Regions from separate parts of the Homo sapiens genome. Here region 1 is linked to region 2. The links are chromatin contacts, found by POLR2A ChIA-PET in ENCODE. All regions are on one chromosome and are shown on one strand. The core of a region is the stretch at or near the end of the contact, and the rest is flanking DNA. Distances in the headings are between cores, read along the strand shown.

Evidence for each region. ChIA-PET counts read pairs that join two places held with the same protein, here RNA polymerase II (POLR2A).
Region 1: POLR2A ChIA-PET joins it to region 2 with 13 read pairs in activated CD4-positive, alpha-beta T cell. The contact joins two enhancer-like sites. POLR2A ChIA-PET finds 5 or more read pairs at or near these places in 2 of 52 experiments (activated CD4-positive, alpha-beta T cell and activated T-cell).

Annotation. Positions count from the first base shown.
Region 1 is chr2:33,530,338-33,534,624 of GRCh38, reverse strand. RASGRP3 (RAS guanyl releasing protein 3) reads right to left here. Exons shown (of 18, transcript NM_001139488.2): 11 at 225-302. Among named protein-coding and RNA genes, the nearest start is that of RASGRP3-AS1, 37 kb to the left of the region's middle. RefSeq lists silencers at 3,696-3,775, 3,786-3,905. Within about 2 kb of position 3,009, at least 4 of the 41 ENCODE cell types and tissues checked have a DNase peak (open chromatin) inside an H3K27ac peak, as active enhancers do.
Region 2 is chr2:30,366,723-30,370,716 of GRCh38, reverse strand. No RefSeq gene overlaps it. Among named protein-coding and RNA genes, the nearest start is that of LINC01936, 22 kb to the right of the region's middle. Within about 2 kb of position 2,321, at least 4 of the 41 ENCODE cell types and tissues checked have a DNase peak (open chromatin) inside an H3K27ac peak, as active enhancers do.

The DNA of each region.
Region 1 (4,287 bases), core at 1,760-4,259, 3.2 Mb before region 2:
CCCAGGAGGCGGAGGTTTCAGTGAGCCGAGATCGCACCATTGCACTCCAGCCCAGGCAACAGTGCAAGACTCCGCCTCAAAAAAGAAAAAAGAAAAAGAAAGAATAATGTCAATTTTTAAAATTCTTCCGTTTTAGAACATAAAGCAGCATTGTAATAGCCAATTACTGTACATGACAAAAAATAGTGATTGGTACTGATCCTTGGAGAGAAAATAATACCTACCGATTTAGAATTTCTAGGCTCCAGCACCAGTGACAGTTTGTAAATATCATCTTCAGTGTGATAGAGGTCCAGGGAAAGCTACAACAAAATTAGAAGGGATAAAAATGTCGGATTACATTTATTTATTTATTTACGTTGCTGAATTTTTTTTCAAGTTGAATGTTTTAAGTTCACTGTCTAATAATTTGAGTAAATGCAGAACAATAAAAAGACGGCACGCAGAGATGGAAAATGAAATTTAAAAGAGAAAACGTTAATCCTGGTTAATCATCAGTATTGACGAGAACCATCAACTCAATTCCTCAGCAATATTTACTGAGCAGCTCCCAGGTGCTCAGTGCTGAGTCACGGATGAGGGATATGTGATGTTTCCAGGCTGGAAGTGGGGACAGATGCAAACAATAAGACTTGTAAATGTAATAAATGCTGCCTTTGAAGTTTGATTAAAGAACTGTTGAAATAAAGGAGCAGTTAACTAGGCTCCTATTATTTGAGAGCATTGTGCTAAGTCCTAGTGAGGCAAGCTGATATAAAATCATTTCTTGCCCTCAAGGCCCTGATAATTTATTTGAATAAACAGGGCCTGAACCTAAAAAGATGTGTTCGTAGCAATAAAACAGCACATGCTGAGTGTGAAGTAGTTGCTCCACTTTAAGTGCTCCAGGAACCGGTCAGAAATCAGGGAGGCAGCATAGTAAATACACGAGGGCAGAGGCTGTGTGGTCAGGCAGGGCTGGGTTCAAGCATGCAGCCTGCCACTGGCTAGCTCTGTAACCTTTAGCAAGTAATTTCCTCTCTGACACTCAGTTTCTGCATCTGGAAAATGGAAATGATCATAAAAGTCCCTACTGAGTTGGATTTGTGTCAGGACCAAATGAAATAATGCATGTAAAGTATTTCACACAGGACCTGGTACACAATAAAATCTCAAGAAGTGTTATTTTATAGTGTTAATGTTACTGTTATTATCGCATTTGTTATTAGTTATATTATTACTATGCATAGGGGCCCCGGAGACAGAAATGATCAGGATGGATTCATGGAGGTCCTTGTGAATTGGGACTTAACCAGGAGGATTGGGACTTAATTTGGACAAAAGAGAGAGGAAGATCATTGTAGGCAAGGACAACAACACAGATCCAGGCTGGAGAACATGGATAAACTCTGTAAAGCCTTACAGTGCATGTTTCCACTCACCTAAAACAGAAGTCATGAGGCTTAAAATAAACCTGAACCATTCTCACCTAGTCCTTTAAAGCTAGGACACTCAATGAATCACATCACTTCCCTGGCCATGAACATAACCAGTGCGGGCTCCCTTCTTTGACCATGTAGGAATGAAAAGTTTTCTTTAACATATTTTATCTAACATGTGTATGAGGTGGAGTGTGGGGGAAAAGAAAGAAGGAGGAAGCCAGAGAAAACTCAGAGGCGAAGATGTTTTCAAAGATTCCTTTTCCTGTTCTACTTCCTTTAAAAATGAAGTTGGTGTCATAAAATTTCATTTTCAAATCATTCATTCAACAAATATTTATCAGTAATCTACTATGTGTCAGGGATTGTTCTAGTCACTGTTCTAGCAGCTGCTTGAATATAACATTTAAATTAAGGACTTCATAATCAGGTCACGTTTCTTTTACCTGCACTTTGTCACAAAGTTTTTTTTCTAAACAAAATAAAACCGACTTAACTGTAAAATCTCCCCAGTATCATTTCAAGATCATGACAATCCTGCTTACAAAGAAGAGACATCGTATTCACCTTCCCCTGAACAGTAATCACTCCCACCTCCCAGGCTCTGCCTTTTTACAGGAAAGGAAACATCCGCATGTCACAAACAAATGCCTTTGGGAGCCATACCATTATATAAAAGAGCCAAGTAGGATGCGTAAAAGGTACATTTTGATAGAAACGTCTTATTTGGAAAACAGAGTCTTTGCAGATGTAATTTATTTAGGGATCTTTCCCCTTAGCGCCACAATAAAAAAAAATGTGTGATGATAAGTGGGACCTGACACCACTCTCTGTTAGGGAAGTCACAGGGAGAGGTGCGGTTTGTGATGAACATCACTGCTCAGTGATGACAAATTGCTGTCAGCCTAACGTTGGACCTTGAGTTGCCAAGTCTTCTGATTTGTTAAGAGAAGCCAGAAATCTGGAGTTTTAGATAAACTATCCCAATTTTCAAACACTGGGAACTAACAACGACAAAAGTTTAGGATTCCGTATGGGCCAAATAAAATACATCAGCCGTGGGCAGTTGCCTACTATTTTGTAATTCCCACAACAGACAACTGTGCCAGGCTCTAAGCCTCATGAAAGTGGGCAGCACATCTGTCTTTTGCACCTCTGTACCCTGAGTCCCAGCTTGAAGCCTCGCACTGTGAAGGTTACATAAATAAAGAGAGAAAACCAAGTGACTCCTTCCTTCTGAATTCCCTGTTATCAGGAGTTAGTGCAGACTTGGAGGAGCATGTTCCCTTCCTCCTGACTCAGCTTCCAAGTCCTGTGATGACTGGCACCAGCATCTGCTGGAGATGAGATGACAGAAGCACTACCACAGCCAACCAAGAATCCAAATAAGCCACACAGTAAGGCAAGGAGATGCTCTCTCAAGAGAACCAGAACACCCTTGGGTATTTCCATGTGTCAAATGGATAACTGGCTCAGCGATGGAAATGTTTTGGTAGTCTCCAAATACTCACTCTCTGCTTATTAGTAGTGTGAGCCTGGGCATGCAGTTAACCTTCCTGAGTCTCAGTCTCCTGATCTGTGAAATGGGAATCATAAATAATAGCTGCCTCCAAGAACGATGGTGAAGATGAAATGAGCTAATGGGTGTCTGACTAAGGTTTGTTTAGAAGGTCACAAATGCAGGGTTTGGCTTCCAGTCAATGCACGAGTCAAATGCCACTGTGCTTATCCGTGAATGTAAAGCTGCCCTCGGGGTTACTCCTAGCATCTCTTCTTTCCCAGTCACGATTCTACTTCCTCTCTCAGATCTCCTCTGGGCTTTACGGACCTGCCCAAAGGGTGATCTGTTCTACTTTCTGCACAACGTTTTTATAATATGGGCTGCTCATCAATGGAATTTCAAGAACATTTGCTCTTGTCAAACATATTTTGAGCCTGGCTGTTTTTTTCTGACAAATGTTCTTATCCACTGTTTCAAGTTGTTGCATTTACCAACCTATCCTTTCAGCAAAGTTGGTTGCAGATTCAGTCTTCATTAGGATCTACATTGGCTTGACTGTTTATCATAAAATAAAACACACCTGGACATCAGACTGCCTCTACTCACCATTTTTGAAACTCTTCTTATTCTTCTTCTTCTTTTTTAAAAATGAGACTAAAATTAAAAATACAGGGGCTTTCCAGTTATTTGCATGTACTCAAAATGGTAAAAGTAACTGATAGGGCTAAAAATACCATGAAAAGATTCAAACTATTTCATACCCCACGCAACAGAAACATCAGCTTTTAAAACTCCTGGTTACGTGAATTGGGATGTAAGGCAAATGTCCTCTCCAGATATTCCCTGAAAGGAAGGAACAATACAAATCCCAACAGTTTGGTGGCGTGGTCCTCCTTCCCTCAACAGGCCTGGTGCCGTATTCAAGGGGCCAAGGATACAATGACAAAAATGACAAACATAGCCCCCACCCTCACAGATTTTGTCCTGTAATTACTTCCTTTACTGCACATCATGAAGAGGAGGAGAGAGCAGTATTAATTAATTTTTACAGATGTGAAATAAATGAGATGTCAGCAGTGTGCCCACATGAGAGAGCAAATGTCCATTTGAGGGGAACCCGGCCCAGGCTGGGATGCAGAAGTTTGCTCCCTGTCCTTTGTAAATCTCAGTTTCTTCTTTAGTTTAAAAAAAAAAAAAAAAAAAAAAAAGGAAGGGGCAGGGGTGATGTTACACTCACAGCCCTGCCCAGGCTGCATTGCAGGGTATGTGTGAGAATTTACTGAGGAAACGTATGTGAAAAGTGCTGTGAAAACTGTAATTAACTATTACAGAAAGTTAAAGCACTGCCCTACAGCCTACCACACGGAG
Region 2 (3,994 bases), core at 1,072-3,571:
ACAGATCATTTGTACCCCTAACCTCAGCATCATACAATAAACCCATGTAACAAACCTACACATGGAGTCTGAATCTAAAATAAAAGTTGAATTTGTTTGTTTGTTTGTTTGTTTGTTTTGTTTGTTTGTTTGAGATGGAGTTTCGCTCTTGTTGCCCGGGCTGCAGTACAATGGAGCGATCTTGGCTCACTGCAACCTCCGCCTCCCGGGTTCAAGCGATTCTCCTGCCTCAGCCTCCCGAGTAGCTGGGATTACAGGCATGCGCCACCACGCCTGGCTAATTTTGTATTTTTTTTTAAGTAGAGATGGGGTTTTACCATGTTGTCAGGCTGGTCTCGAACTCCTGAACTCAGGTGATCCACCCGCCTCGGCCTCCCAAAGTGCTGGGATTACAGGTGTGAGCCACCGTGCCTGGCCGAAAGTTGAAATTATTTTGAAAAGATATGATATGTAAAATCTTTATTTAATAGTTCTCCCTGTCCCCTGCCCCACCCCAGATCAATACCCTCTAAGCTGGAGAGGAGCAAGAGAGTTTAGGGAGCTAGATGCATCTTGGGAGGCCTGAGACCTGTTTCCTTTTGGGTCTTGGCGTGGAGGAGATGACAGGACACTCCTACAAGGACGGGGTTCAGGGAGGTGAGGACCATGTGTCACTTCCCTGGGAAAGCCTCGAGTGGTGCTGAGCCTCAGAGGGTCCTCTGGCACCATGGTGTGGAAGCTGCAGAGCAGAAGTAGAATGTGGCATGTCTAGGCAGAGAACCCCTGACCCCCATCCTACCCCTAGCCCTCCTTCTCACCCCAAACATCCAGGTTTACATGGCTCTTCCAGGGGGTGGAAGTGAGCACAGAGAGTAACCTCCAGGAAGCTGCCAGCCTGCAAAGGGGCTTTCAGCAGGAATGGGGGCATGGAGCAGAGAGGACGCTGCCAAAGGGAGCATCTGCCAGGATTGAACAAGGGCAGCCCCTGTAATGGCTTGGAAAAGGGACGTGTTTAAGGACCAGACAGAAACATGCTACATCTCAAAAAAAGAACTCGGGGCAGATTGAGCAGAGACATAGCCTCCCTTTTCCATGGATGCTCCAGATCCCGCCCTTGGCATCAACTCTGGGGAGTGAGTAAGAATGAAAATCTTAAATTTAATAGAATTGAATACTAAAATGATTGAGAAAATGACTTAAGGGACTGTTTTACTTGGAAGTAACTATACTAGTTTTTCTGCATCAGCCAAAATAAGAGCTTGAAATGAAAAATGAGACCAATTACAGAAAAATAAAGAAAATGACCTTGTACCTAGAGGAGCCTTCTGACTAGGGAAATCAAACCTTGCATTGATCAGGGGTTCAGGGGTTCACTACCTACACATGCCACACTCCATTTCTGCTGCCACACCGTGGTGGCCAAGAGGACCCTCTTCCAGCCGGTGCCCCATCCCATCCACTGAAACGTGCTAAACTGTGCTCCTATTTACAGAACTATGAGCCTTGTAAGAAAGCCAGCAACTGGCCAGGTGCAGTGGCTCATGCCTCTAGTCTCAGAACTTTGGGAGGCCAAAGTAGGTGGATCACGAGGTCAGGAGTTCGAGACCAGCCTGGGTAACATGGTGAAACCCTGTCGCTACTAAAAATACAAAAATTAGCAGGGCGTGGTGGCATGCGCCTGTAATCCCAGCTACTCGAGAGGCTGGGACAAGAGAATTGCTTGAACCCTGGAGGTGGAGGTTGCAGTGAGCCGAGATCGCGCCACTGCACTCCAGTCTGGGCGACAGAGCAAGACTCCGTCTTGGATTAAAAAAAAAAAAAAGAAAGCCAGGAATTTGTAGCCTAAAAATAATAAAGCTAAAAGGGACTTTAATGATTGTTTGATCCAACCTCTTCATTTTAACAATGAAGAAACCAGGGCCTGAGAAGGAACATGACTTGCTCAGGGTCCCAACACAATTGAGTGATGGAGCTGAGAGAATCTGGTTCCTCAGGTGTTCTCACCACAACTCTTTTCCCATACCAGCTCCGGTCCCTCCTGGTCCCCTAAGTGCACAAATCTCTCCACGGACCAAGGACTTGGTCTTGCCCCATAGCCACCAATCATTGACAGCCCTCTCTGAGCTCAGGCACAAGCCCAGGCCTCCAGCAGGAGGGCAGCTGTCCAGTCTCCTGGGCTGGACCTGTGATCCAGAGCAGATGGCGCCAAGGACAGGGAGCAGAGGAGCGAGGGACATGACTGGGGAGCTGCCTAGCATGTAGACTTATGGGTGACCCTCCTACAGCATGACCTCTTGGCCCCAGAACAAAGCACTTCTCCAACACGCTATGGATCATGGCTTGTGGGGGACGACATGACACATGCCAAAGATTCTTTCCAAGCCACAATTGCTTTGGAGCCATGGCAGAAAGTCTCTGTCTGCTGGGGCCTGAGAGCTCCCCGCAGGCCATGCTGAAAGGAAGGAAAGTCTCAGACCTCACTGAGTTGGGACCACTGGCTGCCAGGAGACCACCCCAAACATCAGAACCCAAGGGAACAAGAGGTCAAGACTCCCTGCCCTAAAGGCCAACACCAAATTAATGAGCAACTTTCCAAGCAGGTAAGCACCAGTGTTGAGTTTACTCTGTCAGCCCTGAGCCAAGAGTTTTGCTCACTGTTCTCATTTAATCCTCACAATCTAGTAGGCAAGTATTATTATCTTTTTAAAAAGAGATGATACAAATAAAGTTCAGAAGGTTAAGTGACTTGCTAGGGCTACACAGTCTTTAAGGAGAAGACCTAGGATTAGAACCCAAGTGTGTCTCACTCACTGGACACCGTGGCCTTTCAAGAGGGCTCCTTGTGTGTCTTCAGCTGCAGAGTAGCCCTTGGTCATGCTTCAGAGCTTCCGTGAGTCTTTCTCCCAGGAATATCTCTCTTAGTCCTTCCCACCAGAATCTGGGGTGCAGAGGGGGAATAGAAACAGCCCCGCCCATTCCCTTGCAGGTTAGGGATTGAGAGCCAGGACACCTGGGCACTTGCCTTCCCCTCTGCTGACCACATCTCTGAGCAGCCACTTCTTTCTCAAGAAGGCTGTTTTCTGGACAGTAATTGGAACTGGTTCTGAGGATCTGCCACATTCCCTCAGGGCTGTTTTAAGTTATAAGCACAACAGCCCTATATTAGGAACGACACTCACTGAAGGCTGATGTATGAGCAGAGCTTAAAGCAACAAATAAAACCTACAATGGGCCAGGCTCAGTGACTCATGCCTGTAATCTCAGCACTTTGGAAGGCTGAGGCAGGAGGATCGCTTGAGCCCAGGAGGTGGAGGCTGCAGTGAGCCGTGATTGTGCCACTGAAGCCGAGGTGACAGAGGGACACCCTACCTCAAAACAACAACAACAGCAACAAAATCTACAGTAAAGTTAATCCCACATAGGGTTCAATGACAAGCACAATCATGGAGCTATATAGAAATTAGACCTAAACGATGAATAGTCCCTGAACGTGAGTGAGTATACCATTACTTTTGCGTAACTTAGCCAAAATGTCAGTTTCTCTATTCTCATTTGGTGGATTCCTTAGCTACAATCTGTCATCAGGGCTAAAAGTTTTCTTGGGTCACTATAAACAGTTTTATCCTCACTCTACTCCCCAACCCATATACCTACATGCATACTGATTCCCACACATATTAAAGATGGAGGTTTGCACTTCTGCTTGCAGCAGGGACCCTACCAACCCCTACTGTGGTCCAGGCACAAGGTTCCTGGTGTTTTCTCATATGTTCGTTGATGGTTCTAGTTTCTTCTGCACCTACTTACTCTCGCCACACTCTCTCTCTGTCTCTCTCTGTCACACACACACACACACACATGCACATATGCACACTAGCCCAAGCATGCCTTCTTACATGAGCAGAATCCTTGAGACACCCTCTATTTCCCACTCAAGATTCGTGTGCTGGGTGGGCCCCAGGTGCAGGAACTGGGACCCTGAGGCTGTAGAGGGCCTGTTCCCAGGGTCTTCCTC